4 separate regions of the Mus musculus genome follow, and all the other regions are linked to region 3. A link is a loop called in an ENCODE intact Hi-C map of the cell type or tissue named here. Cell type or tissue: heart. All regions are shown on one strand. Links, peaks and the distances in the headings refer to the core of each region. The heading gives the core; the rest is flanking DNA.

The links. A loop is a pair of places that touch in the nucleus more often than their neighbours do. Peaks named below come from ENCODE experiments on the same cell type or tissue, not always from the same donor. Only the 100,000 strongest peaks of a DNase experiment are listed, where the experiment ranks them.
Region 1: a loop joins it to region 3, with 2.4 times the contacts of the local background. A loop is called at or near these places in 8 of 42 quality-filtered maps.
Region 2: a loop joins it to region 3, with 3 times the contacts of the local background. A loop is called at or near these places in 12 of 42 quality-filtered maps.
Region 4: a loop joins it to region 3, with 3 times the contacts of the local background. A loop is called at or near these places in 19 of 42 quality-filtered maps.

What each region holds. Positions count from the first base shown.
Region 1 is chr7:114,491,551-114,496,550 of GRCm38, reverse strand. Pde3b (phosphodiesterase 3B, cGMP-inhibited) reads right to left here. Exons shown (of 16, transcript NM_011055.2): 3 at 1,817-2,065. Among named protein-coding and RNA genes, the nearest start is that of Cyp2r1, 69 kb to the left of the region's middle. In heart, for the core only: CTCF peaks have their summits at 32 (motif pointing left) and 2,329; no DNase peak of the experiment used is centred there.
Region 2 is chr7:114,298,631-114,307,012 of GRCm38, reverse strand. No RefSeq gene overlaps it. Among named protein-coding and RNA genes, the nearest start is that of Psma1, 27 kb to the right of the region's middle. In heart, for the core only: no CTCF peak of the experiment used is centred there; no DNase peak of the experiment used is centred there.
Region 3 is chr7:114,409,827-114,418,160 of GRCm38, reverse strand. Pde3b (phosphodiesterase 3B, cGMP-inhibited) reads right to left here and starts at 2,907. Exons shown (of 16, transcript NM_011055.2): 1 at 1,699-2,907. The coding sequence starts at 2,610. It overlaps 4933406I18Rik (RIKEN cDNA 4933406I18 gene), which reads left to right and starts at 3,000. Exons shown (of 4, transcript NR_029437.1): 1 at 3,000-3,298. In heart, for the core only: no CTCF peak of the experiment used is centred there; DNase peaks (open chromatin) are centred at 1,960 and 2,970; H3K4me3 peaks cover 3,500 bases; H3K27ac peaks cover 2,312 bases.
Region 4 is chr7:114,289,035-114,297,416 of GRCm38, reverse strand. No RefSeq gene overlaps it. Among named protein-coding and RNA genes, the nearest start is that of Psma1, 17 kb to the right of the region's middle. In heart, for the core only: a CTCF peak has its summit at 2,532 (motif pointing left); DNase peaks (open chromatin) are centred at 3,306 and 4,616; H3K4me3 peaks cover 719 bases; H3K27ac peaks cover 812 bases.

The sequences.
Region 1 (5,000 bases), core at 1-5,000, 78 kb before region 3:
CCTGTTGCCTGCCTTTGGATCCCCCTGCTGGGCATACTGGTACCCCTAGGAGACTTCCCCTTCTCTGAGAAGCAGAGGAGTACTGGAGAGATGGACTAGGGGGAGTGGGACTGGGAGGAGGAGGGCTTCGATCAGGATATAAAGTGAATAAATAAATTAATAAAAAGAGAATCATTTGTCTCTATCCCCTTTTCTTTTACTATTTTTTTTCACAAATTCTGAGACTTTTTTCTGATAAATCTTTGTTTATAAGCTTTTCCAAAATCAGAGACAAATTAGATATGAAATTCTAATAAGCAGTTTAAAGAACACAAAGAAAAGGCAAAATTGTTACTTCCTTGTTTTTAAATGAATTACATCAGCAGATTCCAGCACTCTAAATAATGTAATTATCTACAAAGCCTAGGAAATGAGTTATTTAGACATTCTGCTTAATTAATATTGCGTTTAAAATGTTTTTTTAAATATACAAGAAAACTTTTCTACACACTAAGGTAAAGCTCTCAATGGGTCTTTTCTGACTAGAATATTATTGTTTTCTTGTTTAAAGTTTTGGGGCAAAGTCTTAGCATGTAACCCAGTGCTCAGTCCCCACCTCCCCAGTGCTGCAGTTACAGGAGGACGCCGCTACACCCGCTAATGATCACAATTTTCAAGAATTACTCTCTTCAAAAATCACTACCTTAGACTAATAAATGTCAGTGGGAAAGGAAAAGGAAAAAGAAAACTCATGACTAGCTTGAGAATTGGTGCTTGTAATTATGTGGTGTACTAAAAAGTCACATAAATCAATACCAGTGTGAAATGAACTCTAGTGAATATGGGCACTACTTGCTAGATTTTATGAAAGTAGAAGCATCGATTAACTATCTATGACCCAGATGATCAATAGTTTTAAAGTCTGTAACTGTCCTTGCTTTATTTTTCAACATTTATAAACCCAAATATTGAGACCTGACAAAATCAAATTAACTCAAAAATTCCATATTTTCCTTTTCTAGGTTCTGTATAAACTAGCACAATTTTAAAAAATAAGTTATTTGAATTTTATATTTCCTTGGTTAGTTCTAAACAACTGAACTACAGTAATCCTTAAAATATTTTTAGCTTTAAAGCTGTATAATTTTAGATATTGGCGAGGTGTCACAATTCAACAATAGATAACAGCACAATAAACAAGCATAATGTGTACCAAGTTAATATATTCTATATGTATTAATTTCTAAAGTAAATCTTATTTTTAAGTACCAAGACAAAATTAATTCCATATCTAATTATGGAAAAACCTATGTTCCCTGAGCTATAAAAATGCCAGGAAGTAAAGACAATCAGGGTTTTGAATCTGTAAAAATCATTAAGTAATAGTAATACAAATCATTAAGTAATATTATTATAATGGCCATTTGCTCTTGGTTCAACCAATGTAATTACAGGACTCTATAAATGAAAAGAGATTAATGATATGATCTCTTTTATATAAACCTAGACTTAAGTTCCTTGCTGCTATCTACTTCTTACTATAATGATATCATATAGTTCTTAGCATATAAACTGCAACTGCTAAATATAACATTGATACTTAAAATAAAAATTGCTAGAAGCATGATATTTCCTCAGCCCTGGGAAGAAATGACTGAAAAGTGAGTACAGAATTACTTTCATTCATAACTGTCTATAAAGCTCCAGCAGCATGATACAAAAGAAGCTGATCTTTGGAAAAGAAAGAGTGTATTATATAACATATAGAGAGGAATGCTTTAATGAAGACAAATCATTAAATGAGATAAATAAGGCTGGATGATTACTGTGTTTTAACCTTGTGAAGTTTTCGATCTCCTTTCTCAACTGGATCTTCTACTTCAGAGCAGGGATAAAATCCAGGAAATGGTGTAAAAGAATTAATCTTTGGCCTACAGGAACCTGAGAAAGCACCCATCAAGCTACTGATACTCCGCAGAGAAGAAATGACTTGTGGGGGAAGGCTTGGGTCAATCAGCAGGTCTGACACCATATTGCGAGCTTCATTTAGCACTGAAAGATCAACTCCATTTCCACCTCCAGAATTCTAAAAAACAAACAAAACAAAAAAAAAGAGGAAAAAATATGTATTTGTTACACAGAGAGTTTAACACTAAAAAAGTCTTCTGCAGGTGGCAGGCCTTAGACTAAGATGCCGTACAACGTGTGCACCTTATTGTCTTTCCAGAGGATAATGTTCTGTGGTTACCTTGCTTCTGCAGTTCAGTCCAAAGGGGTTGGAGAAGAAAGCACTTGGGCTACTTCCTTTGCGTCATGTCTATCTTCCGCCTTAGCTATGAGTCTTTGCCCTGTCATGCTCTGAACACTTGGTTGTGCTGTGTCGCCTTGAATGGATGCTATAGTATTTAATTCAGCTTTTCTAGTTTTAGGCCAAGAGTTGGTCTGATGCTAACTTGTCTCTCTTACTGAAAATAATGTGAGAGTAACACTGTTTTCCACAGAGAACTGGTTGAAATACTATCCTCCTACATATCAGAACTAAATAAAGATGTGAGCTCATGTAATTTCAATAAAACTAAGTATTAAGCATCTCTGAAATTATTCTGTAAGAATGATCAGAGATGGCCTAAGAGAGATTGGGAATGTCAATTCTTCAGTATGAGAAAAGGCATCAGGTTGTACATTTATGAGCTGTGTCCTTCTAGAAATGAATGCTACACTTTGATAAGGGCAGAGATGCCTAATATCACACACAAGCTTGTCAACAAGCCCATTCTGCCCTTACTACTTATTTATCTTTAGACTTTGCCAGTAATTTAGATTCTCTTTTAACTGGAAACTGGGGATCTTTGTGGATATGAATGATAACAAAATCCATTACAGTAGCTACTCAAGGAAATATTCCATTTCAAGTCAGGTGTGGCCTACTCCCTGATTTTATCTGACTACTGTGGTAGCATAAAAGTCCAGAGGACATTTTCATTTTAGGGGTAATTGTGGCTACTGCACATACTGTTTAAAAATAAAATTTAGTCTCTAGGAGCCCCCAAAGGTCCAGGTTAGGTGACTGTTGGTCTCCCTGTGGAGTCCCTGTCCTATTCAGGTCCCTCAATCCTTCCCTCAGCTCTTCCATAAGACTCCGTAAGCTCCATCTAATGTTTTGCTGTGGGCCTCTGCATCTCTTTTTATTGGCTGCTGGGTGAAGCCTCTGAGAACAGTTATGATAGGCTCTTGTCTGCAAGCACAGCAGAGTAACATTAATAGTGTCAGGAATTGGTTCTTACCCATGGGAAAAGTGAGCATGGGCTGGACCTAGGGCCCCTGCAGATATGTAACAGATGCGCAGCTTGGTCTTCATGCTGGTCCCCCAACAACTGTAGCAGGGGCTGTCCCTGAATTTGTTGTCTGCCTGCCTGTGCATCCTGTTCCCCTAATTGGACTACCTTATCTAGCTTCAGTGGGAGAGGATGTGCCTAATACTACAATGACGATGTGCCACAAAGGGGTGCAGGGGAGGTGTAGCATGTGAGGAGATGAGGAGGGAGGAATGTGGGGAGGATCTGAGTGAAGTCTGAGAGGAGGCTGCTATTGGGATATAAACTAATTAATCAATTAATTAATTTAAAAAGAAAGTGGAACTACAACTATCATGGGAATAAAGGGAACTACTGGAAGGGAAAGGGGAGGATTATGGGAAGGGAAATATGTCCAATATACAGTATTACACAGCATGATATAAACATGTAAACATCTTATTAAAGAAAATTAATCAATAAATATTTGTGTCATGAAAAAAAACAAAAACAAAAACTCAGGGGTTAGAGTGATGACTCAGCAGTTAAAAGTACTTGCTGCTCTTCCAGAGGACCTGGCTTCATTTCCCAGTACCCACATGGTGGCTCCCAACCTTCTGTAACTCTAGACATCCTCTTCTTGTCTTTGAAACATGCACATGGTGCTCAGGCATATATATAGTCATAACACACAAAATAATAAAATAAAATAAAAACATTTAAATAGAAAATAAAAATCATCCATTCAAAGGAGCATTGATTTTTTTTAAAGTTGATATTGAGACAACTAGTGAAATAAAGCTGAGGATGGTTCAAATTCCTGTAGCAGAAATAATTAAATACTTAAGATCTCTCTCACTGTGAAAAAGCATGTTTCAAGATGCCATGTGGAATACAATTTTATAGAGTAGACTACACATGTAAACATTCGCAATTTAAAAAGATCTACCAAAACATATAGCATTGGAAATGTAAATGAGCTAAATACCTAATAAAAAATGGAAAAAAAAAAAAAAAAAAAAAAAAAAAAGATCTACCAAAACAAAAACTTAGCAGTGTGTATAAAATACAACATGTGTTTCCAAGTTATTTTCTCTTTCTCCTCATACTCCTATTTCCATTTTCTGATATAGAATGCTTAAGTGATAAAAATGAACTCAATATATACATCATTCCATTTCCATTTATATATACATATATAAAGTGTGAAAGAAAATAAGAAACAATTACTAGAAGTCAGGACAGGGATTCCCCCTGGGGATCCAGTGGGTGGGGCTCTGAGGCCACAGCAATTCTCTCTGATGTTACATGGTACTAGTTAAATGGGAGGTTTAGCTTGTGGAAATCCACTCACTCAACTGTACACTTTTCTGTACATATGTTACAAGTCAGTATGAAGTATTTTTCAGAAATGAAATTAGAGCATTTTGTTTCCCTTATAATAAAATGTTTTACCAGCTGATTTAGTGTTTTATATATGGCCTGAAATCTGTTCCTTTGTACATCAGTGTCCCATAACCAAAAAATAAACAACAACAACAAAAAAAACTCATCTTTATTAAAAAGATACTAATTTTGGTCGATGATTATATTAGAAGTACTTTTAAAACAACTACGTATTTAATTTTCTTTTTCTTTTATATTTAATAAACTTTTACAAATCTACTTCTATGAAGATTCTAACTTTTCGTTCAAATAAAGAACATTTTATTATACACTAATCCTATG
Region 2 (8,382 bases), core at 2,538-7,537, 110 kb after region 3:
GCCCGAAAGATAATTCCCATGGAACCCTCTTCTCCTGGGGTCACTACAGTGACTCTATCACTGTTACAGTTGTTTTGGTGGTGATGGTGTTTTTGCATTTTGTTGTTATTTTGTTTTGTCTTAGGTGTTGCTGAGATAGGGTCCCACTATGGCATCCAAGCTTGCCTCAAACTCACTCTGGAACTAAGGCTGGCCTCAAAATCATAGTGATCTTTCTGCCTCAGACTCCCACAAACAGAGATGTCCAGTATTTCCATCACACCTAGCTCACATCACTGTTGCAGAGTATTTGATCACATTGTAACACCCCCACCACCAAGATTGTATACTGGAAAAACTGTTTCTAGTTGTGCTGTAGCTCAGCCTTAACACACATTTTTAGATCCAAGAACACTGAAGGATAATTGATCACACTGTGAGATTATATACTGAGATTGTATCTAGTTGGGGTGTGGCTCATCCCTAGCACACACCTTTAATCCAAGAGCTTTCTATTTATTGTAAAGAAGATTAAATAAAGTCAACAGTAGGTCAAGAGGTGGAGCAAGCAACCAGTTGACAGGGAGTGAACATAGGAAAAAAACATAGAGTGAAAAGAAGTCAGAAGGATGGATAGAGAGACACACAGGAAGTAGAAAGGAGGGACATTCAGTTTGGAAGAGTTTATAAGATAGTGTGGAATGTAAACGAGAGGTCACCATTAAATCTCTCCCCTCAGAGCTCGAAGAATCCCATAGAAGTGGAGGCAGAAAGAGTGTAAGGGTGAGAGGATGGAGGGCACCAGGAAAAGAAAACCCTCAGAAGCAACTAAGAGAGGTATGTATGAGCTCACAGAGACTGAAGCAGCAAGCACAGGCCTGCGTGGGTCTGCACCAGGTCCTCTGTGTACATACCACAACCTTTAGCTTAGTATGTTTATGGGACTGCTTGCTGGCTGTGAGAACAAGTGGCTCTCTGACTCTCATGCCTGCTCTTGGGATTCTTTTTCCTCCTGTTAAGTTGCAGTTTCTAACTTCAATATGATACCTTTTGCTTCATCTTATTAGGTTTTATTTTGCCATGTTTGGCTGTTGTCTCTTAGCAGCCTGTTCTTTTCTAATGAGAGAAGAAAGGGAGTGGATCTGAAGGGGAGCAGAGGGGAGGTAGTGAGGAACTACACCTTACAGAATCGTCATCTTTTCTTCCCACTGGGATTACAGCCCTGTTCTATAGTCAATTGCTTCCAAATGATTACACTTTCAAGTTCTTGAAGGATAAAACTCTAAGTGGAAATTCTTCCCTTCCTTTGCCTTCCTCTTTTCTTCCTTCCTCTCTTCGTTTCCCCTTCTTCCAGCAAACCTCTTGCCTGGCAACTCAGAGTCATCTCTTAAGTGACGCTAGGTTCTACTTATGTTTCCTTAGGGTTATTAAATACAATTCTAGAAATACAACCATCTCTCTCCAAACTTCCCTAAGAGCAAACACTGGAAGCACATGGCTGGTGTGCCTGTCTTGTGGCAAATCCCACTGAAGCAACAATATGTTTGTTCTAACACTTAACAGAATTCTTGTGTAAGGGTTCCACCATATTTTGTGTAGTAAAGTGGAGTATGCTCAGCCACTATGTATCAATGTCTATGGCTCAATCAGTCTTCAAAGACCAGCTGGACAGGAAGAATGAGAAACACAACCCAGCCTCTCCAGTGGCTGCTTTAAGATGCCAGACCTAACCAGTACCCCCAGAGCTCGTCTCTAACTGCATATGTAGCAGAGGATGGCCTAGTTGGCCATCAATGGGAGGAGAGGCCTTTGGTCTTGCGAAGATCATATGCCCCAATACAGGGGAATGCCAGGGCCAGGAAGCAGGAGTGGGTGGGTTGGGGAGCAGGGCGGGGGGAGGATATAGGGGACTTTGAGGATAATATTTGAAATGTAAATGAAGAAAATATCTAAGAAAAAAAAGAGAGGGAAAGGAGTGTAGGAGCTGAAGGTATTTGCAACCACATAGGAAGAACCATAAATAATATCAACCAACCAGACCCCCCCCCCCACAGAGCTCCAAGGGACTAAACCACCAACTAAGGAGTACACATGGAGAGACCCATGTCTCCAGCTGCATATGTAGCAGAGGATGGCCTTGTCAGGCATCAAAGGGAAGAGAGACCCTTGGTCCTGTGAAGGCTCAATGTCCCAGTGTAGGAGAATTCAAGGGCAGGGAAGAGGGAGTGAGTAGGTGGGTGGGGAAAACACTCATAGAAACAGGAGGGGGGGAAGGGATAGGGGATTTCCAGGAGGCGGGGGACTGGGAAAGGGGATAAAATTTGAAATGTAAATAAAGAAAATAGCCAGGAGAAAAAAAAAGAAAAAAAGAAAAGAAAAGAAAATGTCAAGGCAAAAAATTTTTAAAGGGGGGGGGGGGGGGAGTAAAAAAGATGCCAGACCTTATGACGACAATATTCATAGCATCATGCTGCCACCTGAATCCATGTTGATGTCCATGGTCCATGTCACCACCCAGTGTCTTGGTGACGTATGTGGTAGGTCTGTGCTGCCACCAAGGGCCAAGTTGGTGACCACAGCAGGCCTTGTGCTGCCATCACGGGACTGCTGTGGCCAGGGGCCATGTTGCTGTGCATGGACTATGTTGTCACCGAAGGTTATGGGAATAACTGTGGTCTTTATTGCCACCTGTAGCCATGTTGGTGCTTGTGCCCGGTGCAACAGCCAGAAATTATGTGGAAGTTCATGACCATGCAGCCACGGATTATAAAGGGCAAGGAAATTTCTTTTCCAGTAGTATTGATGACTTCAAACTCACAGTTGAGAATGAGAGACATAGAAGGCTGTAAGAGAATCTCTTATAAGCATTACCTGTCAATAAAACAGCCGATGGCCAATGAGCTGAGGCAGGAAATAGGAGATGAGACACTGGCAGGAAGAAAGAGGGGGAAATAATGAGAGTATAAAAGATTCAAGAGAGTTGCAGGAGAAAGACCAAGGAGAAGTTTGTTGTAGTCAACAAAGATGAAAATGGAGTTGGAGATCTGAAGACTGCTTTGACATCAGCCATGGAGATGCAGAGTTTGGAGTTTGCCCAGCTGGTTTCCTGTCTTTATAGTTAAGTAATTGGATGAATCTCAGAAAAGCCCTTGAACTTTGGACTTTTAACATTGTTGAGACTGCTATAGACTATGGGGACTTTGGAAATTGTAATTTTTATTATGCTATGGGTAGGTATGGCCCCCACAGACTCATGAGTTTGAACAAGCCTATGGGGGCCAGGGAGTGTTATGGGGTGGTTTGAATATGTTTGACCCAGGGAATGACACTATTAGGAGGTGTGGTCTTATTGGAGGAAGTGTGTCACTGTGGAGGGGGGGGGGGGCAATGAGACCTTCCTTCTAACCATGGAGGATGCCAGTCTTCTCCTCTTTGCCTTTGGAACAAGATGTAGAACTCTCAGCTCCTCCTGTGCCATGCCTGCCTGGGTGCTGCCATGCTCCTACCTTGATGATAATGTTCTGTACCTCTGAACCTGTAAGCCAGCCCCAATTAAATGTCCTTATAAGAGTTGCCGTGGTTGGGCTGGTGAGATGGCTCAGTGGGTAAGAGCACCCGACTGCTCTTCCGAAGGTCCGGAGTTCAAATCCCAGCAACCACATGGTGGCTCACAACCATCTGTAACAAGATCTGACTCCCTCTTCTGGAGTGTCTGAAGACAGCTACAGTGTACTTACATATAATAAATAAATAAATCTAAAAAAAAAAAAAAAAAAAAAAGAGTTGCCGTGGTCATTGTATGTGTTCATAGTAGTAAAATCCTAACTAAAACACTGAGGTTACAAATCCATAAGCAAAAGATTTCTCAGATGGTAAAGCTGACCTGTCTAACAGAAGAGCCTTTTAAATAATGACAGCTGATGCCTCCTTCACGGTGACAACAGCCTGTAGCCTCCAACTTGCTGTGGAAGATAAAAGTTGCTGCCTCAGCAGACCTTGTCTCTCCACAGCTGAGAATGAGACGTATAACCCAGTTGTGGGCCACAGTGGAGGTTCCAGGTCACCTCACATCCTCTTTGCCCTTAGAAATTTTCATGTTAAAAAGCACTGGCCTCAGAGGAAGTTGTCCAGGAAGTGGGAATTCTCAAACCTTCCCATTTTCCCCAAATAAGGCACAGCTAGGAGGCAGCTGACGTCATCTCATTACAAAGTTCCTGTTGCAAACCATGAGAAAACACTGAATAATTGTCGTTTAATTGGATCAAAAGTTTCAGTGTTTGGGTCTTCTATACAAAACTCCCAAGTGGCAGGTTTAGATTTCCAATGGATTGTAGGTTATTACAATTATTTCACTTCCTTTGTGTCTCTTTGAGATTCACATAATTCTCTCCCCCACTTCCATTGCCTCTGCTGTGAATAAAGAATAAAAGACCCAAAGACAGTAAATTACAGAACATCCTTTAAAGCAAACAAAGGACGAGGAGGCATCAGGGAACATTCAGAGAGACAGAAAAAGGCTGCTAGGAAATAAAAGTATAGCCAGGCATGGTGTCACATCCTTTTAATCCCAGCACTTTGTAGGCAGAGGCAGGAGGATCTCTGTGAGTTTGTGGTCAGCCTGGTCTAAGATAACCAAAGCTACATATAAGATACTGTCTCAAAAAAAAGAGACAAATTAAAAATAAATAAATAAATAAATAAAAGAAAATTTAGTTTAATAGAGTTAGAAAAAAAAATAAGGTGATTACCGATGCAGGAGGGTTGCGGGATGGAGGTTGGGAGCAGAGATGAATGTTGGGGAGCGGGCAGAGAGTAGAGGCAAATAAAGAAGATCATCGTTGTGTGAAATCCAGCAGAGGAATCTGGAATTCTGGGAGGATGTGTTGTTGATGGTAACATGACAACCAGACCTTAAGCTGGTTAAGAAATCAAGAGATTATCTAACAATGCAAAGTCTGGAGACAGATATAGACAAACTACAGAATAAGTAGCTAAAGTTGTGGCAACAGTTGACTATGCAGGACAAAATCAGAGGTGGGAAGTATGGCCAGTGAACCACTGTCTTGGTATTAAAACCTCATATGTGACTTTTAATTATGTACTTATATGCAGTTTGTTAGTTAAAAATTCAGGTTATGGGAAATAAGAGAGATAAAAATATTAGAGGAGAAAACACTAAGCTAAGTCAAGAGTAATTCCAGGCCCAGGGTACATTACTGCAACTGGGAGGCTAAATTTCCGTTCTGAGTTTGTAGCAGCCAGCACAAAGCAGGAAACGTAATCATCTGTATAGTTTCACAGTGTCCAGGAGACAAAAACAAACCACTTACTCAGGAGAAACAGATCTATTTGTAGTACCGAGGCTGAGAGACAGTTTTCCCATCTGTCCACCTCAGAGGACACCATGTGACACAGTCAACCACATCCTCAACCTGCCTACAATAAATGTAACGGTGACAGAGAACTACTGCTGATCCTAAGTCTCAGGGTATGCTGCTGGCAAAATGCCAACACCAAGGCCACTGAAAGGCGTTCTGGTAGGAGATAAAAACATGTTCATGGTAAAGCCTGTGGTTAGAGGACAGGCCAAGCCTCCAAATCTCTCTCCAACAAATTATTTAACCACTTTGTCTATAGTCAGTGCTATTATCTAAATAAGATACCCATTACTCAATATCATGATTTGAATATGCTTGGCCCAGGAAGTAGCACTATTTGGAGGTGTGGCCTTGTTGAAATAGGTATGTCACTATAGACATGGGCTTTAAGACCCTCATCCAGCCTCATAGCAGCCTTCAGATGAAGATGTAGAACTCTCAGCTCCACCTGCACCATGCCTGCCTGGATGCTGCCATGCTCCCACCTTGATGATACTAGACTGGACACCTCTGAACCTGTAAGCCAGCCCCAATTAAATGTTTTAATAAGATTTGCCTTGGTCATGGTGTCTGTTCACAGCAGTAAAACCCTAAGTAAGGCACTCAAAGTGGATGCCCTGGGCCATGCCTGTTTCCAAGCACACAAGGGTAGAACTCAAGAGCAGCATGTGAACCTGTGGGTCTAAGATCTGCATGGGCAGTGGAGTGAGACTCAAATGGAAACCAAGCAAAAAGAATCGAAAAGATTTCCACTAACTCAGACACGGACTTTTAACAGACCATATCTATTTAAGAAAATAGAAAACAGTATAATATTAGTGGAAGGATAGACTCAGATCAATGAAATAGAATATTAAAGATGTAATCCCTACAGAAATGCTGGTTTCATAATTCAAAGGAGGAAATGGTCTCTCAAAAAACAGTTGGGATTCCCATAGGCAAAGAAAGATTATCTCAAAATGCATAAGAGATGTAGAAGGAAAATGCCAAATTAGAAATGATTTAGGGGCTGGTGATGCTACTCAGTGGGTAGAATGTTTGACTAGCATGCATGAAGCCCTTGTCTGCAATCCCAACACTGCATCAAACAGGCACAGAGACCAACACCATAATCCCAGCATTCAGGAGATGGAAGCAGAAGGATCAGAAATTCAAGGCCATCCTCTGTTACAGAGTGAGTTCATGGCCACCCTGAGTTGTGTGAGACATGGTGTATAAGCAAGCAAGCAAACAAACAAACAAATAAAAATCTTTGGCTAAAACGGTGAGTGAGAGGAGAAAAACTCTTCCAGGTCTAGGGCTCTGTGGAGTTCTTATATTTGATGGCCAAAAATGAAACATGGGAAAAAATGATAAAGTGTGCTTGCTTAAGTTTAAAATCTTTGCTCTACAAAAGATCCTATCAAAGATGAAAATGTATGGCCTGAGGAGGAGAAGGAGGAGGCAGTGTTATAAGAAGCATTGTTATCCAGACAGCTGACAAAAGACCATAGAGAGCGTTCAAATAGTAATGAACAACCCAATTAGAAAATGGGGGTGGGGTGGAAGGGAAATATTTCTGCAAAGGAGACAAAAAAGCAAGAAGTGTGTCCCACACTGCTGGCCATGAGAAAAACACAAATCAAAAGCACAGTGAGATGCTGCTGGCATGTCAGAATGCACATGCAGTTAGAGCAAGATAAGGGAAATGTCCCTATAGGCCTCGTATGCTTCTTCGTATGCTTTTGGATGACATTCTTAGCTTTTGAGTTGCTGGAAGCTAGTGGTCTGCTAAGCAAACAGATTCCAGTTTCTCTACGACTCACAAGGTGAAACTCCGAGCAGGCAAGGAATAAAATATTCCTTGCCCAAGGCTGTCCCAAGATAGGTAATTGGCCTCTAGACTTGAAACATTCTAACAGCTCCACATGACTGCAGTTTTAATCAGTCACTTGGTCTTTGTAGACATAGTTTCTTACCCGGAATTTTCCTTTACCACAGGAAGGTCCCTCTACCTTCCTCCATGTTTATTTGTGAGGTTTCACCCTGTCTACCACCAACTCGAAATCTGCTGGCAGCTTTTTTGACTCACCAGATGTTCAAAGGCAAATTTTAGAAAACACTTCTTCTAAAGAAACTTCAAAATCTCTCTTTCTGCTAGACTCTAAATAGCAATCATTCCTCTGAGGCAATACCTCCTGTTGAAAGGGGACACTTCACATTGCTGCACCGAGGGTGCAGAATGGCGCCAGCATCAGGCTGGAGGGGAAGGGGAGGGTCAAAGCAGTCCCCTCAGAAGCAATCCCCCATCCTCTTTTCAATCTAAATGTTGTCTTTGTTTGTTTGTTTGTTTGTTTGTATCCTGCACGTTATTGAACCCAGGACCTTGTGAATACAAGATGTTATAATAATTGTTAGCTACAATTCCACCTGCCCTACCTTTTGAAAGATGACCCTGTCTAGTAGTTAAAATAAAACTCGTTTTTATGTTTCCAGTTCTCTCCATCTGAATCAAGAGACAATTTGTTGTTGGTTGTGGTTGTGGTTGTTGTTGTTGTTGTTGCTGTTGCTGTTGCTGTTTGAGGCAGGGTCACATGTAGCTCAGGCTGGCCTCAACTTGCTCTGCAGCCAAGGTTGAAGTGCTGGGATTGCAAGCATGCATCACCATGCCTGGTTTTACCTAGTATTAAGGACCAAATGCAACAGAGGCTTCTCACTCTATCAGCTGAGCCCCAATCCCCTACACCAAGAGGTCTCTCTACCTCACTCTGTCTCTATCTCACTCCTTATGGAGGTCTTTCAACTGGAGTTGAGGATTCCCACAGAATCTATAAACAGAAAACAGAATTACCTCATGTCTTTATTACCTCTGCCAGAAACCCAGTATTCCTCCAGGAGCTGACTACTTCTGCCCCCTTTTTACCCCTTCATCTATCGGTTGACACTGGCATATGCCCTTCAGTTATTAAGGAAGATACAGAATGTCAGCAGACCTTACAGATTTCACCAGGAGAAGTCAGCGCTGTCTTCCTGTGGCTCATGGGTA
Region 3 (8,334 bases), core at 1-5,000:
AAAGGACTCTTCCAATGTTAAAAGTGCAATCTAGTCACATAAAAGTCAAATTTATTCCAATCTATGAAAATAGCTGATACCAGCTGATAGCCAATTTTCTATCAACAAGTTTTTACTTGATAAACATTTTCTAAATATTACCCCTTATTGCTTGTAGTAAACTGAGAAAACAAAAGGTATAACTGGTTTGTTTATTTTTCCTAGCATCTAGCCAAAAAATAACAGAGCCTAAGAGTGGCCTATAAAGCAAAGCAAAGTGGTACATTCAGGACTAGGAGACAGGAAGACCCCTCAGGGGAAGACCCCTCAGGTCAAGACCCACCCAAGATAGTCAGACAAGAATATACAGCAAGACACTGTCTCAAAACAGAAAAGGAAACAGCAGGAAAATGTTGCTTGTGCTATATACAGATCCGTGTTTAGTAGGCCATAAAAATCAATGTAGCGACTCACAGATTATTTTGAAGGGAACACAAGAGATGAGAGACCAGTGCCTCAAAAGTGTTAAGGACAAGAAACTTTTGTTTCCTGTCTTCTGGGTCACAGTATGAAAAAATATCTCTAATCAGCAAAATCTTACTCCTAAGGATATACAGTCCTCCATAAAGTTCCTACAGTTACCCTCTAAGTTGCAGAGAACACACCTCTGAGAACTGACAAATCTAATCAGACCCTAACACTAACACTTTTTTAGCCCTAGTTCTTCTGTCTGCCTGAACACATGTCTGTCTAATCCAATGTTAATGTTACCCAACCAAACACAGTTCTTGGAAAGATCTGACACAATAAATGTAAAGGGTTTGCCCTCGGTAAATGCTCAATAGAGCAGCTATACTTAAAGGATCTCTTGGTAGTATAGACCAGGTGGATCTCCCAACGCAATACAAATACAAGTTCATCCCCTCGTGATGATTTCAAATGCCTTTAAAAACAAAATATGAAAGCCTATGGGGGTTGGGGGAGGAAATGTTTTGGCCATCTTTCCACACATTACTAAGTTTAAAGGTTAAATTGCTAAAACTTTCTCCTAATTATGCAAGAAATACAAAGCCCAAATAACAAAGCCCATGAGTTAGTCTGTAGTCTGTAAAAAACAGTTTTAATTGTATTAGTATAGACTGCTGTCTATTAATCTAAACCAAGTCTAAATTCCAAGGCTCATTTCTGTTCTTTGAACTATGAAAACACTCATTTGTCCTCCCACATCACCACTTGCAATGAGCCCGAACTGTCAAAAAAAAATCTGCATACACACTTTTATTCTAAAGGCAGCTTGTCAACTCCGGGCAAGCATCCTCATGTTAATAGCAAACGGATAAACTGTACCCAAATGCTATATGTAGGAGCTTAGTGTGTCCAAAGTGGAAGCAGTGAAATCTACTAAACCTCAAGTCGGTCACCTCATTCTTGAAAACTCTCCTCCTATGTAGAAGCTAAGTCAGAGAGTGAATGATTTCATTCTCACTCACTGGGAAAAAGCCACTCACTGGCTTCTGCGTTTTTTGACGAGCCCCTCATACTGGGGCAGCCTTTCCAGCGCAGACCACAGGTTGCTGCCCCTTGCTTTCCTCTGAGCGAGCCCACGCGCTTTCGCAGCTGCGCTCCTGCGCCGGGGACACGCAAGCGGTCCACCCGCGCTCCGCTTTCTCCTCCACCCCGCGCTCCTCTTCCCAGACCATGCCCGCCCAAGAACCCTACCTGTTCTCGGGAAATACAAGGCAACGACGGTCTCCTGAACATCTTGCCACTGCCATAGTAACCGGCTGCGCTTTCTCCCAGCGACACGCAGCTGGACCTCCTCCGGGGTCTGATCACAGGCACTTTTTCCTCCGCGGTACTCGCCGAGCGCGGCGGAGGGGAGGCTCCCCGGACGTGAAAGAAGTGGTCCAAGCCCAGGGCTAGCAGGCATCCCGCGCCCCCGACCAGGCACGACAGCAGAGGCCTGAGCGCGGGCGGCAGAGCCCCGAGGCCGGAGAAGGACACCCACCACACCAGGCCGGCGAAGAGCAGCACCAGGACGCCGTGCCGCAGCCTCACGCGGGGCGCGAGCGTCAGCAGCCCCACGCAGCTCAGCACCAGGCAGAGCCGGCCCGCCGCCGCCGGCTCCCCACGCAGCCACGACCACCACTGCCACGCCGCGAAGTCGCCCAGGTAGCAGCAGGCGGGCAGCGCCAGCAGCCACCAGGAGCCGGCGCCGCGGCCCGGGCCGCGCTGCGCGCGCGTCAGGAAACAGGTGAGGAAGAAGAAGGCACAGGCGATGCTGAAGAGCGGGCTGAGGCTGAGCGAGCAGGCGCTCAGCAGCGTCCGGAGCCCGGCTGCCGCGGCCGCCCAGCGCTCGGGCCTCGCGCCCAGCAGCGCGGCCAGGACAAAGGCGGCCAGGACGCCGAGCGAGAGGCGTGCCCCGGCGCGGAGCGAGGCCGCCGGCGGCTCCACGTTGCAGAAGCGGCAGAGGTGGAAGAAGAAGCTGCGCGGAGGGTCCTGCCGCAGCGGGCTCACGCAGCTCTTCACGTAGCCGTTGCGCAGGCTCTCGGGGGGCGAGGCGGCCGAGGCTGGCGGCGGCGGCGGGGACCTCATGGCTGGCGCGTCCCGCTCGCGCTCGTCTTTCCTCATGGCCCCGGGCCGCCGGGGGGCCGCTGGCGCTTGCCGACCCCGCGCCGCCCTCCGCGTTCTGGGCGCCCCGAGCTTCGCAGAGCGGTCACGGCTGCGCCCGCCGCCGCCACCGGCCGGGATCCCCGGCGCGCGGGCTGAGGGGCGGCGGCGTCCGCCTCATGCCGGCCACTGAGAGCGGCGAGAAGGGCTTCTTGGTGTCCCGGGACCGCCGCGGACGCCTCTTCCCTTTTCCCTCAAGCGCGGCTCGGGACGGGAGACGGCGGCGTCGCCTCCCAGCTCCCGCGCGCTGCAACAGTTACCTCACGGCCGCAGCCTGGTCCGTTGGGCGCGCGATCGGGCGCTCCTCCCCCGCGGCTGCCCCTGCCGGGCGCGCGCCCCGCCGGCGGCCCCGCGCGCTCCCGTAGCTCGGCCGGTCGCCACTGGGGCGGCCGCGGCCCGCGTCAGGATGCGCATCCGGGACCCCGCGGGGGAGCGCGCGCCCACGGCCCGGCTGGTCGCTCCAGTGAGACAGCCGTCGCGTCAGGCTGCCAGACTTGGACCCCTCGGGGAGCGCGCGCGGGCCACCGAGAGCTCCACTGCTGAAGTCGGAACCCCTACCCCCCGGACTGCCACAGAGCGGCGAGCTCTTTGGCAGATGGGAGGGACTGATCACAGTCCTGAGACGCCCCGAAGCACAGTCCCCTTTGAGGTAAGTCACATACAAGACCCACTCAGGTCACTGCGAGGTCTTGGGGAGACATGGACCCCAAGGGCAGTGCCTAGTGAGGTGAGAGCTCATGGTGTGCCCTCAGACTGTGAATGGAGACATGAAGCTGGAGGCTCAGCCAACACTGAGGCCAGACCAGAATGAAGAAACTCAACACTGTCAGTCACATCTGGCTTCCAGGGCAAGGGAGATTTGGGGCCCAGCAGCAGGCCTTGAATCCCTTCAGGGGCTCAAGGGAGGAGGACCCCTGGAGAGTGCACTCTGATAGCGAGCACGTCTTGCTGAAGAACCCTTTTCAGTGAGGCTAAGAACTAATATCCAGTCCTGTGATTAGCATCCTTGCCAGACATGCACTGTTTCACATAGACCTGCTGTCCCAAAGGTTCTTTCCAAGTGAGAGACTTGTTCTGTGCAACGGTGTGTTTTGTGGGGTGTGTTCTTTGGGGAAAGGAGGGAAGGGAGTCCCACAGTCCTAATACCACTATCAACTTGAATGGGGTTGGCCTTGAAAGAAGCCAATTATGTTTTCTGTGAAAGACCTGTGAAACTGGTACACTAGGAAAGACAAAAGTAGAAGTGATATTAGCAAAGACAGACGTAAAGGTTGGAGAAAAGAACTTTGCTGAATGAAAGGGATTGCCCTGGAATCCAACCAGTCATAACTGCCTTAGAAAGTGTAAACTGTTTCCCTCCACTGAAACTCCCTTCAACCTCATGACAGGCCTGCTTTTCTTAAAAAGCTAATTCCACATTTTTCCAGGGAGATGAGAAACCTTACTGTGTGGTAAATCCCACAAACAGACCTATTTTTCACCAATTAATCTAAGCCCATAGCCATGACCTAAAGCAGACCATTTTCATATATAGTCATAATTCACACACATAATAGAAATCACTGAAGAATTAACACAAGAATTTGACAAATGTGGGAAAAGACCAGAATTTCCTTGGCTTTTTTATGTGTTAGATAAAGAAAAAATATTTAATGGAGTGTTCAAATGGTTACCCAAATGTCCTAAATGATAAAAATTCACTGAATCTTTTTTTCCACTAGACATGAAAAGAGGAAACTCATTTTAGCTAAACTCAACAAGTATCTTTTAAATCCTGTACATAAAATCATCACAGACCACACACCCCCCAAACACACACACAGAATCAATTGAAGACTAAATAGGAAACTTGACCTACATATTTTGAGTTCATATAGAAGGGCATGACAAAACAAGCATCACCATTACTAAAATACCATTTTAGGTCATTGTTTTAAAATAAAAACTTATAAAACAAGTTAAAGTTATTGTATTGTTATTTTTAAATCTGAGCTTGTCATCTGAGATAAAATAGACATGTTAATGAAAAGATTAGTGGGCTAGACTATTAGTGGTTTTAAAAAGCTACAGTGTCTGTATGCCAAAACCATAGAGGTATCTTTAGGATTCATTTTTCAAATTGATACAAGCAACTTTTGAATTATTTGTGCACCCCCACAAAGTAACCAAAATTTCATTGTTCATAAATGAAGAGGACTGTACAAAGGATTATTGCCTGGAAAATAGAATTCAAAGCCACTTTTATAAATCTGCTTTGCTTAGCAGTTCTTTAAACATCTTTTAGCTGTTGTCAAGATTTTTGTAGGTCTAAAAGTCTGACTTTCTCAAAAGCCCATAGACAGAACACATCCCTCTGTACACCAACCCAGGGCCTGAGGATTCTGAAATAAAATGTAAGGATTGTGACAAGACAATCAGAAGTTTACTTAACAAAAAGAATGAGCTAGCTATGTTTATAATAACTCCCTTCTCTATTTATAGTCTCTGTCAAAGATTACTAGGCTGCATTTCTTAGAGGGCAAATTAATTATTCTTCTACCAAACTTAAACAACTAATAGATTTCCTTAGTTCTCATCTTCAAGTTCAAGAACATATGACTGTTATATGTTGTGACAGAGACCTAATATATACACTTAACTTCTCTTAGCACTCTATCCCAGCCTTATTTTACCCAAGTTGGCCTTGATTCTTGTCTCTATCTTCCCTTTTAAGTTTAATCAATGGCATGGAATCCTGGTGCTTACTGCTCATTCTGAAGCAATGCATCCCCCTACCATATTATATTTTTTTAATAACGGGGTCTTTGTCAAGTTCCAAATACCCAGAGTTGCCACTTGTAGTTTAATCAAAGGGTAAGAATTCTGTTCTGTATCCCTTAAGGGAGAACCTATACGAATAAGCCACTAATATTTCCATTAAGTCTGGAGGAACCCGTCCTGCTCTTTTCATTCTCAGGGCCTAAAACTTACCCTAAAAACTAATTAAGTGCCTAAGAACACTTTTATCATTGACAGATGTTATCTCACTACAAGCCATTGTTTCCCTTATAGCACCATTTAAAATATCCCAGCACTAGGGTCTATCCAACTGTTAAAATACCTTCTGCATCTGAACTCTCTGGTGCTAGTCATTGATGCATCAAAAATGGTTCTTAGTAAAGCCAAAAGACAAAGAGATCTCATGCTTAGTCTCAACCATTTTCCCTCTCATCATACCTTCTAGTAACTCATTCCCCACCCTTTTGACTTGTATTTTCAACTGTTTGGGGGAGGTAGGATTTTTTTCCTAACTCTTAAATCCAGAAGTAAAGAAAATCCATTTCTAGAGCAATATTCTCAGAAATTTCTTTCAAAAATCACATTGTTTTCAACGAATCTTGGCTGCTGAACCTATGCTTCCTTACAATTATGGAACCTTGTAAGTAGAAGAAAATAGGACATAAAACTAAGCAAGGCATGGGACTCTCATCTTTATTCTCAAACAGAAGACAACTGAGAATCTGACAGCTAAGAGAAGTCAGGCATGGTGGTACATGAAAGTTATCCTAGCATTCAGGAGGCTGAGGCAAGAGTTCTAGGGCAACCTAGGCTATATGGGAAGACCCTAATGCAAAACACCAAAAGAAGGGAAAGGAAGGAGGAAAGTGGGAGGAATGGGAAAACAGGAGAGAAGGAGAGAAGGAGAGAAGAAATTATGAAATGTTTAAGAGGCCTTGCAAAGAGAATATTTGAAAATCATAGTTGAAAGTGATAACATACAGTAGGAACAGTATTAAAAACCCGACACAATTGCTGATGCCAAGAAGTGCTTACTGGCAAAGTCTCCCCCCAAAAGCTCCCAGGGACTAAACTACCAACCAAAGAGTATATATGAAGGATCCATGGCTCCAGCTGTTATTAGACGCGTTCTCACGACCGGCCAGGAAAGACGCAACAGACCAGAATCTTCTGCGGCAAAACTTTATTGCTTACATCTTCAGGAGCAGGAGTGTAAGAAGCAAGAGAGCAAGAAGCAAGAGAGCAAGAAGCAAGAGAGGGAGAAAACGAAACCCCGTCCCTTTTTAAGGAGAATTCTCCTTCGCCTCGGACGTGTCACTCCTTGATTGGCTGCAGCCCATCGGCCGAGTTGACGTCACGGGGAAGGCAGAGCACAAGTAGTCATAAGATACCCTTGGCACATGCGCAGATTATTTGTTTACCACTTAGAACACAGCTGTCGGCGCCATCTTGTAACGGCGAATGTGGGGGCGGCTCCCAACATCTCCCCCTTTCCTTTTAATAAGAGCAAATAGGCCACCCATATTAATGAGAGTGGAGATAGAGGTCAAATCCCCAGTGTGTAGGTAAAGGAGCCATGTACAGGATTAGCTCTTAGGCTCACAGGCTTTTACCCAGAGCAACCCTGACCTGCTCCCGTGTCGTTTTGCCTGGGGGAAGGGAACTAGGACACTGAACCTTCATGAAAGATGACATGTCTCCCTAGAATAGGCTCATATATGCCGCAGAGCCTTTCCATTGCAGTGCTTAGCCGTGCAACTCTCTCGGGCTGCTGAAGCACACTCACTCTATCCCGTGCAATGAGTCTAGCCTCGTGAGATATAAGAGCTGAGTGGCCAGCGACCTATTGCCTAAGCATAGATAACCATATATCAGGGGAAGCTCCATGTTCTAGTCCTGCAAGCGCCTGGGCAATAACCACCTTGTCTCTCCTAGTTTGGGCCTTAAGCTTACAGACCAATCAAAGAAGCAACACTAATCCACAGCAAAGTGTATCTCCAAATAATATTAATCCCACCCATTTTTTAAAGAGAGAAAATGCTGAGGAGATCCAATTGGGTAATCCTTTGGTCAGGGACAGGTCCAAGCGCGTGGAGTTGACCTGAAGTCTCAATTCCCGAAGGATCTGTTCAAATTCAGCCATCCAATTCTGTAACATATACTGAAAAAGACTTTTTGACAAATTAGCTGCCCTAGTAAATTTAACATACTGAATGGAAGTAACACACAATCCCGGAAACTTTTGTTTACACCCCAGCTGAGCTATTTGCCATAATACATCTAGTTGTTCCTAGACAAGATCTATGAGTTGATTAACCAGCATGAGACCTCTCTGTATCTTGACATTAGCTGAGGCCTGTTTATCTATGACTGTAGTCACTGAGGCTGACAAAGTGTTAATGGTGTCAGTTGTCTGGACCTGTCCAGACAGAGCCAAGGCTGTCTGAATCAAGGCTAAACCCAGTTCCTAGTTAGTGGTAAAAAAGCAGGAGAATACTTGAGCATTATACATCACCGTCATTGGGAGTGGAAATGTCGACATTATCCCCCAACGCTGCTCTCTCTTTATTATTGACGCCCTGGACATCACCAAGACGAGGGACATCAGTATTCCCTTGGTCAGTCTGGATTTTTCGGGTGAGTCTTTCTGGTACCCAAAATGGGTTGTCTTCATTCTGTGGGAAAACACAGATAGCTCCCCTGGATCTTATCAAAATAGGATCCGGGCCATACCATTTATTATCAAGGACATTTTTCCATTTAACCATCTCATTGGGCCTATCTGGCTCTGAACAATGACGTTCAGCCGCAGTATGGCCATGAGCATCAATATTTAAAAAATTGAGTGTAAAGAGTGCCAAAGACACAGACACTCTTGGTGCTCGGGGTACAGTCTCCTCAAAAGTT
Region 4 (8,382 bases), core at 326-5,325, 120 kb after region 3:
ACAGATCACCACCAAGGGAACCGATCCTGCACTTGCTTCAGTGAAAAGTGCCACAGGGTCAGGAGAAGTTCTCCAAGGCTTGTTTTGCTTAGAAGGCAGCTTTCAGAAGCTGGTGTGGGCTTTGTGGTGGGGTGATGACTGGAGTGTGTGCTCAGCTGTGGCTGTAGGGTCTTCCTGACGCTGGAGCACACTCCAAGTAATTGTAAAGTGTCTAAAATAGCTGGGCTGCCACGAGGACTGTGCTTGGTCAATAGTTCCACACTGAACAATGTCAGGCGCAAGGGAAGGGACCATCAAATATCATCTTTTGATGGTTTTAATTATTCATATAAAACATTAAGTGGGTGCTTACAAGACTAGGGAGCTTACACTCATTAAAGCACTTGGTGTGCAAGCATGAGAGCCTTAGTTCATATTCCCAGCATCCTTGTAGCATTGGCACAGTGACACACACCTATAATTCTAAGCACTGAAGATGCCTAGTACTCACTGGGCAGCCAGTCTAACCGAGTCAGTGAACTCCAGGTCCAATGAGAGATCCTGGCTCAAGCTCTGACCTCCACATGCATATATGTACATGTACCTGTTCACATGCAGATAGAAATATGTCCACACCATACCCACACAAAATGTGCTTATAATAAAGTCTTTAACAATGCCAATAAGTGCCTGTTTAACTCCTGCCTGGGTGTCCCTGGGTGAAGTAGATGCATCTGTTCTGGGTCTTGATGAACAACACTGTTAAGAACATTGGTGTGGAAGTTGTCATATGTACTTGTTAATCTGCCTAGGGCTCATACTTAGGAGTAGAGTTTCACAGTCACGTGGTATCTCTAGGTTTAAACCTTCGGGAAACAGCTGGAGTGTACTTCAAAGCAGTTATACCCTCTTCATCACTGGCCGTGTATTTAAAGACTCTGCTTTCTCCGTGTCCTCTCCAAAACTTGCTATCCTGTGTCCTTTTTATTATAACTAGCATAGAAGGCATGAATTCAGCATCTCATTGTGGGTCTTGTTTTCATTTCTTTAATGTTTAACATTTTTCCATGTTCTTAAAAGTCATGTGTCTATCTTCTATGAAGAACTATCTAAGCTGTCCATTCTTTAATTGAGTTATCTCTACTGTTGAATTATAAAGCTCCTTATATGTTTCAAATACAAAGCCCTTATCCGATGTATGATTTGCAAATGTTTTCTCCCATTCTGCAAACTGTCCATTCACTTCCATGATGTTATTACTTATAGCATAAAAGTTCTAGTATAGGGCCAGGTATCATCATAAAGGACACACCTTTAATCCCAGCACTTGGGAGGCAGAGGAAGGCATATCTCTCTGAGTACTGGGCCAGCCTGGCTTACATAGTATGCTGGCTAGTTTTATATCAACTTGACACCACCTATAATCATCCAAAAGAAGGGAACCTCAAGTGAGAAATGACTTAGGTTGTATGCAGACAGCCTGTTGGCTATTGTCTTAATCAGTGGTTGATGGGAGAGAGCCCAGCCAATGTGAGTGGGTGCCATAGTGAGTTCTAGTCCAAAGGTAAAGTGAGATCCTATCTCAAAAGAAAAATTAATTTGTGGGCCGAGGAGATGGCTCAGTGGGTATGAGCACTTGCTTAAGAGTACTTGAATTTAGCTGCCCCCCAGTCCTGAGGCCTGGGGTGACTGGAAGAAAGACACCCAAGCACCCACCTAGACCCTGAAGCAGGTGTCACTATAATGAGCAAATAAGTGATAGAGAGATGGGGGGGATGGAAGCCAGGATGGAGAGATGGAAGAGAAAGCAAAGCTGGGCGGATTACACACTGTGGAAAGAGGCGATACTGGAGATGATACTGCAGTGAAGGACAAGTAGACATGAAGAGCTTGTGCTGATGTCTGGGTCTGGCTGCTGTAGCTGCGGGTCTCTGCTGATGTCTGTGGCCCATGGTGCCACCACAGTCCCTCCAGATGACAGTGGTCTGGGCTGCTGCCTGAGACCATGTTGATATCTGGGGGTCAAACTGACACTGGGGGCCAAACTGATCTGGGTGGCCTACTGAGGCCTTAGTGACATCCTGACCCAGACTGTCACCGAAGGCACTTGCAGTCAGGGCTGTGTTGATGGCCAAGGCCCATGTTACTACCAAAGGCCATTATGGTCCGGGCTGCCCCCAGGGGCCAGGCTGAGGTCTGAGCACTGTGCAAAGCTGTCCCTGCCCCTCGCCTGAAAGCTGTTTCTGTGGCATAGATGAAGGATAGCTGGCACCACCCCTCATCTGCCACACAACATCATGGGCCTAAAGAGATGCCTCCCAACCCCTTGCCACCTGTAGCTAGCAGGAGAGCTGGCCCCACCCATCAACTGCCACAACACTCTGGAGAGCTGGTCCTGCACATCGCCTGGGCAGCACAGTTGAACTAACGCTGGTGGCAAAGGCAAGGATGAGCCAGACCGGAGGTTATGTGAGAAGGACAGCTGGCCCAGTCCCTTGATGGCTGCAGCGTTGGGTGAGCTAGCAGGGCCAGTGCTGGAGAGCTCCCCCTAGTGGTGTGGATGCCCAAGAGCAAGCAGGCTAACCAGATCAGCTACCACCCAGACCCAGGTCCAGGGCTTTGAATTGGCCTGCCCCAGAATCTACCCCATCTATAAACTGCAGGAGAGCACGAAGGCCCTGGTTCTGCAGAACCAAAGCTTCAGGACCTCCATGACACAGGGCAATGACAGACTATCCAAGGAGTTCTCATGAGGATCTAGTAGTGATAGTGTAGCAGAAGCCTCAAACCAGACCAATGGCTCACTGCACTGAACATTTGCAAGTGAAGATGTGTGGACAAAGGAGTATGGTGTGGAACACACCATAACACACTACAGCTTCCACAATGAGACATTTTTGTTTTGTTTTGTTTTTACTTTTTATTTTTATTTTTTATTTCCTTTGGGGGACAATGTAGCAAGGGTAGGTAGGAAAGGACCAGGAGATGAGTGGGATTGGGGTGCATGGTAAGAAATTCACAAAGAATCAATAAAAAGTTAAAAGAAAAATAAATAAAATTTTAGAATATTCTTCCTAGGGACCACATGTGATCTTTGACACAGAGAAGGAGAACTCCTGCTCTAGAGGCGGACACTGTCAGTTTCTCCGAACCTCACTTTCCTCTCCTGTAAAATGGGTGAGAAAGGTTGAGTCCAAAGACGCTCCCATTTTTGTGCTGGTATTTACTGTGCAGATGTTGAGTGGAGAGCCCTGCAGCTTCCTTACTTATGTCAAGTCAGTAAAACCGGCTGCTTCTGGTTTGTTTGTTTTTTTGTTTTCCCCAGAGGAAGCCATCCTCTGGGACTTGAGGGAAGACTCAGCCAGAGCTCTGAGGAGTACAGCGGGGGTAAAGGTGACACAATACGGGAAGGAAACCAGCTCTTGAAAAGTAGTCAATTACCTTCAACAAGCTACCAACAAACTGGCAAGTTTGTCTTGTTTTGTTTTCAGGTAAGGCTGATTGCCAGCTTTTGGAAGATAAAGTGGGCTAGATGGCTGGGTTCTGGACAACCCCAAATGAGAGAGGAGAGGAGACGGTTAAGGTAATGTTAGCAACAAAAGAAAGCTTGCAACTGAGTGATTATCACCCAAGTCATCAAAAGGAACAAAAATGAGAAAAACACAACAAGGGATCTACCCTTGTCCTTTAAAGGCACTTCTACAACTGTATACTCCCTGTCCTTTGCCTTTTGAAAGGAAATGTCACAGGGCATAGTGGCACACTTACGTAGGCCCAGCACTTGGGAGGCCAAGAAAAGAGAATTATGAGTTCAAGGTCAGGCTGGTCTACAAACAGAGCAAGTCCCTCTCTCTGGGGTTGGTAGGTGGGGGTAATATTATAGAAGATTTAAAAATGAGGACAGGCTGAGTCTCTTTTAAAATGAGAGATAATTTATAATTTCAAAAACTTTAGCTGCAAGTCCTAAAGCAATTTAATGCATTTAATTATTTCTGGAATCTATTTTCACATGGTAAAAATATTGATAAAGGTAAGCTATGCCCCACACACACACACACACACCCTCCATTATATATGAAGTGAAGTGGCACAAGCCTGGAATCCCAGGATGATCAGAATTCAAGGATAGCCTGGGCAATTTGGCAAAGTCCTGCCTAAAAAATAAGTTAAAACGCTTTTGTGGGCCATGGGAGTGTGGCTGAGTGGTGGGTTCAGTTCTTAGAAATACACGCACAACAAACGACAGCACTTATGAGATATTTACACAATGAAGATAGCATATTCTCCTGACGAACGGAAACCAGCCACCCTGATGCCAAAAATCATGCTAAATTCTCTGCGTACTCCCCATAGAACATGTTGGCATCCTTTTAAATGAACAGCCCTCTTCTCAAGGAAAGGAGAAAATCCTAAGGGGCTCCACGGTCAGGACTCCAACTCTTTTCACCTTAGCAGGACTCGGAGTTCCCGCTTTCCAAGAGGCACCACGATGTGGGAAAGGCGAGTGTGGACAGTTAGGAAGCGGTATCAGAGCTCACAAACCCCTGCTAAATAGTCACAGGCCGGCTGGGCAGGGACTGTGTCAGTGAGAGCCACAAGGAAACTGAAGTGCTCCTGAGGCAGCTAGGCTGGCTGGTGGCCAGTCTCCTTCCTGGGTCAGAGAGGCTCGCACAGTTCTGTGAACACTGACCCTCCCCCACCCCGCACGAAAACCAAAAAAAAAAAAAAAAGCTCCCTGGACACAGGGTCTGTTTTCACCTTTGTAAGTGAAAAGATTGAACTAGATTTCCATAGCGGGTCAAGGGACAGAGGACAGTGAAGACCAGAGGAGTACGTGCTGTGTGCTGCGTCAGAAACTTGCAGGCTTGTTTGGAAAGACTGAAACTAAATAAAGACTTATTAGCATAAGACGAGCATTGTGAAATTTGGTCAAAGGATTTTATGCAATGATGCTCTTAAAAAAAAAAAAAGCCTTCATGGCGATGGAGAAAGTAGAGAAAATAGAGCATTTTATTTAAGGGAGGAAACTTGTTATGTATCAACTTGTATGTTTTATGCCAACTTAGACACTAGACCCTGGGAATGGTCTCCTGAGTTTGGCTTTCTCCCACGAAAGGAAAGTAAATTTCTTTTCACAAAGCTAAAGTGTACTTTTAAAAAAAATTCTTTAAAAAGAATAACCAACACTAGACAACTTAATCTTTTTTTCTCCTTTTTACCAGTCTTCCTCTTTAGCTGGGCTTATCTTCAGACGTGCTAAGAGGAAAGGCTGACGTCTAGCCACACTTGGTTCCCTTTTTGCTTTTGTAACATTTTTTTCTCACATTTCCTCTATGGTGCTAGTATTTTATTGTCCCATTGCAAGCCAAATAGCATCAATTTTTAGTGAGAAAGCAATTATGGAACTGAAAAACAGACATTGACACGCAGAACTGGTGTGCTTTCTGCTCTTGGCATGTGGGTGGTCTGGGCTTATTTTCTAGAAGGGTGCACTGAACCTCTGAACCATGACATCGAGGCAGTGATAGTGCACCTCTCCTGGGGACAGACTCTTTCCCAAGCGCCTGTAGTGCACTGTGTCTTTCAGAGGAAAGAGCCCTGAGGACTGGTTCCAACTGGGAGGAGTGTTACCCAGGCTAGCCAGAGACAACATGGCTGGATGCACAGGCCCCGTGTTCATGATCTTTGTCCACCACAAGGAGACAGGGTCACGGTGCAGAAGGCAACTCGGTGCATTTATACAGAGGAGCATGTAGGGAGGCTGAAGACAAGAGCTGAGGGGCGGAGAGGGTCAAAGGAAGAGACCAAGTTGTGAAGCCACAAAAAGAAGCCTGTGTCAGAGTGGCCTTTTATGTTGACTGCTGAGAGGTTCCGCTTAGAGCAGCCGCCCATCACTCCAGGCCGAATGCGGCAAATCAGCAAAGGGAGAGCTATTTTTATTTTTTTTAGATACTTCCTTTTCACCTCAACGATCTTTTTAAATTCTTCCTTCCCTAAGTAGTGTCTTTAAGCTCCGTTCTTTACAGCTCTAATTTATGTTTCTTTTTTATTTCTCTTTCCTTTCTTCTGAGAACTCTCCTCTTCGAGATCTATAAAACCAAACACTTTGCAATGCTCCCCTTTGCTCATGGACTCTGATCTAGAAACCAGAAAGTTGTTTCTTGTCTTTCTTTTATTGTTTATTTACTGTTTGAGAGAGGGTCTCATGTATCCCAAGGCGTGAAATGGTTGTGTAGCTGAGAATGATTTTAAACTCTGGATCCTCTTGCTTCTGCCTCTCAAGTGCAGGGATGACAGTGTGTACCATCACGCCACTTTTTGTGATACTGGAGATCAAACCCAAGGCTTTGTGTATTCTAAGTAGACAATATCAACTGAGCCACATCTCCAGTCCCAAACTGGGACTTTGTATTGGGCTGGGACTATCTCAGGTATCTAATTAACTGCGCAAAGTATAATCTCTTGGTAACATCATCATCACATCATTTAAATAAGTGAAAACAGACGCATAAGGAAGAATGTGACATGGGTCACAGCTTTTATCTGAGAATGCATTTTCCAGCCAATGGAGAAGCAACCTTGCAGATGAGTTTCTAACCTTGCTAGGCGACGGAGAAGAGCAAAGCCACAGGGAGTCTTTACCTTCAAGCTTAGCTTGCTGCTGGGTATTACATTACCTCCCGGTGAAATGCATATGAAAACAATGGCTGCCACCAGCAAGATTTCTGAGAGTACTTTAAAAACACGGAGCAGGTTTGTTTTCCTGGCTCAGCTGCTTCAGAGAAATCCCCACTTAAATCCAAGTATGGTCATTTTATATCTGCCTCTGCGCATTCTTGTTTGCTGCATGAAATCTTGCCAATGACTTTTTTTTTTATGTTTTTTTGAAATTAACCACACCCCAAACAGCAGAACAGCCCTGTGTATACACATGCTCTGGAAAGGCCCAAGTCAGGTCCTGGGTGTGTAGGCACAGGACAAACCGCATGGCCTGCTTTGGCAGCCCTGTCCTCACCTGCAAGCTGCCCACACACACTCCCTTCCAAAATGCTGCTCCTCTCATGCCAATAGTTGGCTGAGCTACTGTAAGAGGAAGCTTGTCACGGTGGACAGGGGTCAATATTATATACACCAGGCCGGGCTTCTAGATTAACACTTGGTGTACTCTTTCAACCAAATTCACATTGGAAGCCCTACCTTTTCTTAAGAATCATGGGCAATCAAGAGTTAATGGTTATGGAAGCTGGTGTAGTTTGGGGCTGCCACCCAAGGCCAGCTGAACAGGCAGCAGGAAGGGTTTGGTTCTGGCGAGGCTACAGACAGGCCATCTGGATGCTGGAAAGACCCAGAACGCCAGCAGCAACTTTTCTTTTCAATGTTAGGCTTCATTGAGTCTGGCCTAGAGAGACTTAGGTTTAAGATGCAAATTGGGATTCTTCTTTCAGTAGGGATTTGATATTTTGAATTTTTTTGTAAAATAAACATATACGACATATATTATTTGGCAAAAAGGTCATGGGGGAATGTATACACAAGTAAATATAGAGAAATAGGGCTTAGGCTCCATGGAAGACATCTTAACTATCATACCCAAAGCCTTAGTTTGATTCCCACTGTGTGTGTGTTTGTGTATTCATATATATGAAAGAGATTTTCTAAATTTAAAAATATAGAAAGACTCTTAGTGAGTTCAAAACATTTTTGCTAGAAATCTGGAACGATTATTTAGAAGGAAAATCGCTCTTTATTTTCTATATCTTTATTTTATCTTTTTCTATATCTTTTTATCTTTCTATATCTATATTTTCTATCGCTCTTCTATTTTGTGCTATCCTTCTGAAGTTTTATTTTTCTTATAGGCCACTTGAAAAATAATTGTTATTTACATTTGTAATTAATTATATTAGGCATAATGGGTCAATTGAAATTCCTTTTATAGAAATGTTTCTTTTACTAAAATTGAAAAACAAAATGAAAAAAAAAGCAATTTCCCTCTCTCTATCGCTTTCCAACACACTCTAGAAACCACCTGCTTCAAGATAGCATCTATCCCCCCACCCCCACCCCATAGCACTGTTTGTTTTGCACGTGTAATTCTTAACAATGAAAGGAAAAAGTGAACACGAGTTCAACTGGACAACATGAAGCAGAACATTATCCTTCAGAGAAACATTCCAGGGAGGAAATAACACAGAGCAAAATGGATAAAGGGAGGGACAAGGTTGTAGTTTTCTATGATTTCCCCCCCCCCCTCTCCAAGGCATTAATTGCCACCTAGCAACATCTAAGGGAATTTCACACTTAGCTTGGGACTGAAAGTCTAGAAAACCTTTCAAAGGGGTCTTTATTGTGAGCAATACCTGAGACACCATTGGCCTAGTTCAGGTTGACTTTTCCTCTCTC